Linked DNA regions of Homo sapiens: region 1 is linked to region 2. A link is a contact called in ENCODE Hi-C or POLR2A ChIA-PET data. All regions are on one chromosome and are shown on one strand. The core of a region is the stretch at or near the end of the contact, and the rest is flanking DNA. Distances in the headings are between cores, read along the strand shown. Region 1 overlaps TKTL1 (transketolase like 1). Region 2 holds the start of MECP2 (methyl-CpG binding protein 2).

Region 1 (3,312 bases), core at 1-2,500, 210 kb after region 2:
GAGGCTTTCTATCGGGCAGCAGCACACCAGGCCCTGTTCGGCTGCCAGAATTTGTGTGTTCATCAGATTTAGCTGGCTGATGAAATTGGAACAAAAGAGAAAACACATGAAGCATAGTCCATTGTGGTTTGCCTGGGAACGGGGTAAACAGCTATACTCCAGGCAGAGCAGATCTTTATTCTAGCCTTTCACCTCCCTGAATCGTCTGCCCCGCAGCATAAGGGTTCTTGAGAAAGACAGCACCCATGTGGGAGCACTTCTGCCATAACGGGCATCATACTGATGCCTCACCATTTTCTCAATCTATCCTCACTTTATCCTTGACCTCCTGTCACCTAAGGGGGCTCTGGTCTCCATTGCACCCATAAAGTCTTTGAGATGGGCCCACTGGCCTCACACTTCACAGCCAGAGGGAAGCAGAGTTGGTCTGACTGCTGAGCCCAGGCTCGGTCCATTATGTTATAGGACTTCCAAGGGCATGCAAGGCGACTGGGAGCCAGAGCTTGTTACGTGAGTGTGGTGGGTGCCATAGGGAGGGAGATGTGGCTAGAGGCATAGTCAAAAGAGACTTGAGTTGAGTGGGGCAGTTCTGCTGGGCTGGAAATGCAGAACCAAAAGGGAGTCTCTGGGGGGCACAAAGCATGCAGAGAATTCCGGGGAAGGTCAAGAGCAACCAGAGAGTAGCAGAGGGTAGGAAGCAAGAAGCAGGAGATCAGAGAATCGTAAATACCATCCATCCATCTACAGTAGTGATGACCTCGCTCATCTCTGCTCGAATGGCGCTGACGTTTGAGCAGAGGAGGGTGACAGGCAGGAAACAAACTTTTAAGTCAATAGATGGAGTGTCAGGTGGGGCCAAGCATCTGGAATCAAGTAAAAGTGGAGGAGGTAGGAGGCACTGGTTGAAAAAGAGTGGTCCAGAAAGACCTCAGTGCTGACGCTTGAGCAGGGATTTGGAAGAGGCAGGAGAGTGAGCTGTGCCCACATCCACGCACAAGCACTCCGGTAGTGGGTGCCATGAGTGCTAAGGCCCTGAGGCAGGTGTATGCCCACTGTGTTCAAGGAGCAGCAAGGAGGCCAGGGTGCCAGAGCAGTGGAAGGGAGAAATGGAGGTGATGGGGGCTGGGGTGGGCAGACAGGTGCAAACAGTTGAGCTCTACTTGGTGGGAGGTCGGAAGACCTTAGAAAGTTGAGCGATGTGATCAGTCAACTTCAGTTTTAACAGGCTCCCCCTTGTGGCTAGATTGAGAATGGCTGTGGGGGAGGCTGGGAGGCCACTGCAGTGACAGAGGCAAGGGATGTTTAAGACCAGGTCGAAATGGTGGCTGCAGAAGCTGTTGGGTAAATTCAGTATGCTTGCAAGTTGGGCCTCTCCAGTCAGTGCAGCAGCTCTTTGGCATGACCTTGTGGCCCACAGAGGGCCACATTTTCTGCTTGGGATAGTGATGACCCTGTGCCTGCAAACAGGATGTTGGGGGTGGGGTAGATGCTAGTAGAAAGGGATTCATTTCTAGCGTGGGCACTTCTAGATGAGCACGTGTAAGATCTCAGTTGACCTGAGTTTTATAAACCAGGGAACCAGAGTATTCTCTTTCTGGTTTCTGTTTTAAGAATCCATATCCTCCATAGGATTGAACATGTGATTTGTGCATGACCGGGAAGGGCCATGGGAAAATGTCAAGAATCATACTTTACGTTTTCTGCTTTGTACTTGGGCTCCCCGTCTCTATTCCCAAAGCTCCAGCCACCCTTGCCATACTGTATGGATTACCTATGACTCCCTGGGCAGGGACAGTGGATGTCTTCGTCACCTTAGTCACCTGAGTTTCCAGCCCAGGCTGAGCCCTGGGCTTGACCCATTTTCCACTTGTAACGTTGATCGGAAGCTTGGGGTGCATATGGGTGTGGGGAAGAGGAATTCACCCAGCAGGGCGGGAGGGGCTGTTCGGATGGGACGCTGCTACAGAGCTGACAGGAGCAGCCTGCACTCAGTGCGTGAGTCCACCTGATACCATGTCCTGCAGCTGCGTCTGGGCTCACTGGGTCCCTTCTCTTACAGAGACTGTCGTTTGTGGATGTGGCAACAGGATGGCTCGGACAAGGACTGGGAGTTGCATGTGGAATGGCATATACTGGCAAGTACTTCGACAGGGCCAGGTGAGGTTCTTCCCCAGAAGCCATTTAACTGCCCTACATCTACATCCCCTTCCTAGAGTCTCGGGGGGCAGCCACCTATCTCCGTGATGTGGAGAGCCCTGAAGGGCCAGTCCCCATCACATCCCGTGGTGACCCCTCTGGAAGGCCTTCCCTGTGCCTTTTCCCCACCTCGGGCGGCTGCCCCACTTTCTCTCCCACAGGTCTGTTGAAAGGTTTCAGCTGCTGTTGCCTTTCCATTCTTATCCTAGGGTTGATAGCTTTTTTAAAACTTCCAGCACTTTAGTGGGGTCTGGGATGTGTGGTTTGTTTTTGAGACTGAGTCTCACTCTGTGGCCAGGCTGGAGTGCAGTGGCATGATCTCGGCTCACTGCAACCTCTGCCTCCCAGTTTCAAGTGATTCTCCTGCCTCAGCCTCCTGAGTAGCTGGGATTACAGGCATGCACCACCATGCCCAGCTAATTTTTGTATTTTTGGTAGAGATGGGGTTTCGCCATGTTGGCCAGGCTGGTTTCAAACTCCTGACCTCAGGTGATCCACCTGCCTTGGCCTCCCAAAGTGCTGGGATTACAGATGTGAGCCACTGTGCCTGGCCAGATGTGTTTTCTTGATGCGAACACTCACGTCGTTGGTTGTGGAGGAATTTACTTCACAGCAGAACACGTTTCCAAGGTGGGGTGTTTTGATTGTTGTGATTATTGTAAATAAGTTGTAAGAACAGAACTAGCAGGTGGCGGCGGGAGGCGGTGGCTCACGCCTGTAATCCCAGCACTTTGGGAGGCCGAGGTGGGCGGATCGCCTGAGGTCAGGAGTTCGAGACCAGCCTGGCCAACATGGCGAAACCGCCTCTCTACTAAAAAATACAAAAACTAGCTGGGCATGGTGGCGTGGGCCTGTAGGCAGGAGAATTGCTTGAACCCGGGAGGTGGAGGTTGCAGTGAGCCAAGATCACGCCACTGCACTCCAGCCTGGGTGATGGAAACTCTGCCTCAAACAAACAAACAAAAAAATTAGAAGGTGGCAATGCTTTAAAAGGGAACTTACCAGAAAAATGAATGTGTAAATGTTTGGGGAACTTAAGGATGCTGCTTTCTTCCCCTTCCCCTCTGGCCCTGTTTGCTTATTGATAAGGAAATGTGGCAGAAGAACCTAAAAGTT
Region 2 (3,370 bases), core at 360-2,859:
GTATCACATCCAAGTAGGTATGGTTCCTGGATCACCAACCAACCCCTGAATTCGATCCTGTTATCTCACAGTCTGGGGTACTGATCCCGCACAGCAGAGACACAACGTGTGAAAGGCTCGGCAGAGCCCATTCCTGTTCCTGGAAAAATAACCAGAAGCACACATCTGCCTGACCATGAGTCAGGAATATCAATTTTGTGGTGGAGCCCATTTCTGCTGTGACCAACCCACACCCGAACACACTCGCAACAGAAGCAACCGCCACAGAGCAATTCCAGAATGAGCTTTTTCCCCCTCGGGGTCCATACTTAGCAATGTCATAAACGGTCTCCCCTGCGACAGCAATCCTTTTACACTCTTCATAATGACCTTAAGTCTTTAGTGCAAAACCACAGAAACATTGCCACTGCCATATAAAAGTCATCTGAGTTTCAGTTTGGGTGATTCGGTCATGACCAAACTGAACAGAGGATAACCTTTCAGGCACAATTAACAGGAGCCACAGCGTCGCGATGAACTTGCCCCATCTGGTACCGGTGATCCCGAGCGCTCCAGGGCGATGAGAGCCCGTTACCTACTATGTCCCACTCCACTTATGTAACTGGAAGATCGCCGGCGAAGGGGAGGGTAGGATGGGAGGGTGCTCACATTCCGAGGCCACAGCACTCCAAAGAACCTCTGAGCACCCTGGGGACACGCTCGCACCTTAGAGCCTCTGGCGCCGAAGAGCCTCGGGTGCTGCTGGACGCACAGTCCCCTACCCACGGCTCCTGATGGGAACTATAACCACCTCTTTATGATGAGTTGTGGGACCCAGAACACAATGTCTAGTCCCTTTTGTGGATAATAATCCCCACCTACTTGTTCCTGCTAGATGGGGAAAGGAGCCGGTGGACCTACTCGCTCGCGGGGGGGTAGCGGGGGGCAGAAATTCATGGAATGGGCGAGAAGGAGGGGGAGGCAAAGCCCAGAGATGGGGGTGAGAGCTCAGGAGCCCTTGTGGCGCACTCTCCCGACGGGAGGCGAAGTGCGCACGCGCGCCGGTGGGGGGGCCGAGTAACGGGAGAGGGGGCGCGCGAGGGAGGGAGGGGGAGAGCGCGATCCAGGGAGAGGCCGGGGCCGCGGGCGCGCGACGGCGCCGCGGCCCAAAGCCCCGAGAAGGGCAGGAGCGCGCGCAGCCCCGACAGGCGAAGCCCCGGCGACAGGGGCGCCCGCGGGGCCGGGGGCCGGGATGCGCGTCGAGGGCGGGAGGAAGAGGGGCGTCAGGCGAAGGCGGCTCCAGGGAGGCCGCGCCGAGGACGGTCACCCGCGAGCAGGGGTGACGGGCCGAGGGGAGAGTCGCCACCGGCGGCGGCGGGAGGGGGAGGGTAGAGAGGAGGGACGCCATCCGCCAGCCGTGTCGTCCGACCCCGCGGGCCCCTCCCGCGCCACGTCCCGCCCCTGACCCCCGCCCCCCGGCAAGGGTCCCCGCCCGCGGCCACGGCGGTCCCACTCACAGTCTCTCCTCCTCGCCTCCTCCTCCTCCTCCGCTCGGCGCGGCGGCGGCGGCGGCGGCCATTTTCCGGACGGCTTTTACCACAGCCCTCTCTCCGAGAGGAGGGAGCGCGCGCGCCGCCGACGCCGGGACCCCGCACGGCCGACGTCGCGCCCCGCCCTCTTGGCCGGCCCGCGCGCTGCTGCACCTGCGCGCCCGCGCCCCGCCCTCGGCGCCGCTGCGAGCCCGCCCGTCATTGGCTGTGATGGCCGGGCTGGGACGGGGAGGACGGGGGAGGGGGGAGTCTCAGCGGCGATGCCGTCAATTGGCGAGATTTCCTGTCCATTTCGGCCAGGGAAAAGGGGGCGGACCCCTCCAGCTGTTGATTGGCTGCTTTCGGCCGTCGTTTGGGGAAAAGAGGCGGCTTGGGCGCGGAGGGACTGGTTTAGTGGGCGGAATTTGAATGTTAAGGATTAATGGACCCTTGCGGATGCTGGGGCAAGTGAAGGCCTAGGCTTGGGACGCCTGTTTGCGCTGCTCTGAGGGGCGATTGACCCTCTGTCCACAGATGCACCGAGTGCGCTGCAATAAGCGTTTCATTGCACCCACATTTTCTCAATATCACTATCTTCGGCAGAAGCAGCAAAGTTGCCCACCCTGGAGCCTGACGTTGCCCCAGCTGAGGGGCCTTGGTTTCAGAGGCCTACTCAATGCATTATTTCATCCGAGCCTGCCCAGTGCTCACACTCTCATAGAGGCGGGGAATAAACTGACAACAAATCGCAACCCTGGCTTTCGCAGAACTCTGGCGGGGGAAGAGAGTGCATGCCAAGGCCTCGTGACACCTGTCACTGTTGGATCAGATGGTTTGGTGGAGGTGTGAATAAGGGGCAATGTTAGCTCTGCCTGGAAGATATGATTTGGGAGCTGAGATCCAGCAATTTTTCACTTTCCTAGAAGAGTTGATTTGGAGCTGAGATCCAGCAATTGTGTTTTGGGAAAATAAGAGTATGAGAAAACTGTTAGCTAACCAGGTGTTCAGGACAGGAGTGTTTGTTAAGGGGACCTTACCCTGATGCCAGTCATTATCCAATCCATTCAATGATCCTTCTGTTAGTTCTATGCTTAGCAAGAAAACCTGATTCTGATTTGGCTGCTTGCCCCCATTCATTTATTGACTACCTGCTATGTGCCAGGCACTCTTCCAGGCTCTGGATGCACGGTACTGAACAGACAGCAAACTAACATTCTTGCCGGGAAGATTCATACTAGCATACAAATAAGTATAATATATCATTTCACATAGTGATAAGGGCTTTGAGAAAGATAAACTAAGTGAAGGGGGTGCTATTTAGATATCTGCTGGTTTTCACCCTCATTTTACTCCCTCATATGAATATCTGGGGAAAGAACATTCCAGGCAAGTTCAAAGGACATGAGGAGAGACTATGCCTGGCATGTTGGGGACTAACGAGGAAGTCAGTGTTGCTGGAGAGTGGTAGGGAATGTGATTGGAAAGGCAGCTGGGGCCACTATGAGAACTGGGAGTTCATTCTTTTTTGGGGGGGGTGGGGATGGGGTCTCATTCTGTCACCCAGGCTGCAGTGCAGTGGCGCAATCTTGGCTCACTGCAACGTCCACCCTGAGCTCAAGCGATCCTCCCTCCTCAGCGTCCTAAGTAGCTGGGACCACAGATGCGAACCACCACGCCTGGCTAAGTTTTTGTATTTTTGATAGAGATGGGAGTTCACCATGTTGCCCAGGCTGGTCTCAAACTCCTGAGTTCAAGTGATCCGCCCGCCTCGGACTCCCAAAGTGCTGGGACTACAGGCGTAAGCCACCGCACCCGGCCAGAACCGAGAGTTTATTCTAAGATGAGAAGCCCTCAGAGGATTT

Evidence for each region. Hi-C counts contacts between places; a loop is a spot of excess contacts on that map. ChIA-PET counts read pairs that join two places held with the same protein, here RNA polymerase II (POLR2A). Pooled maps may share reads with other maps.
Region 1: a loop to region 2 is called in a map of naive thymus-derived CD4-positive, alpha-beta T cell, with 7 times the contacts of the local background. The contact joins the enhancer-like site here to the promoter of MECP2 in region 2. A Hi-C loop is called at or near these places in 2 of 168 maps with a recorded cell type or tissue (CD4-positive, alpha-beta memory T cell and naive thymus-derived CD4-positive, alpha-beta T cell) and 7 of 50 pooled maps. POLR2A ChIA-PET finds 5 or more read pairs at or near these places in 6 of 52 experiments (B cell, BJ, OCI-LY7 and 2 more).

What each region holds. Positions count from the first base shown.
Region 1 is chrX:154,307,286-154,310,597 of GRCh38, forward strand. It overlaps TKTL1 (transketolase like 1), which reads left to right. Exons shown (of 13, transcript NM_012253.4): 3 at 2,060-2,157. Among named protein-coding and RNA genes, the nearest start is that of TKTL1, 13 kb to the left of the region's middle. Within about 2 kb of position 1,251, at least 2 of the 41 ENCODE cell types and tissues checked have a DNase peak (open chromatin) inside an H3K27ac peak, as active enhancers do.
Region 2 is chrX:154,096,108-154,099,477 of GRCh38, forward strand. MECP2 (methyl-CpG binding protein 2) reads right to left here and starts at 1,610. Exons shown (of 3, transcript NM_001110792.2): 1 at 1,497-1,610. The coding sequence starts at 1,558. RefSeq lists an enhancer at 626-715 and silencers at 1,036-1,115, 1,176-1,235, 1,212-1,450, 1,536-1,895.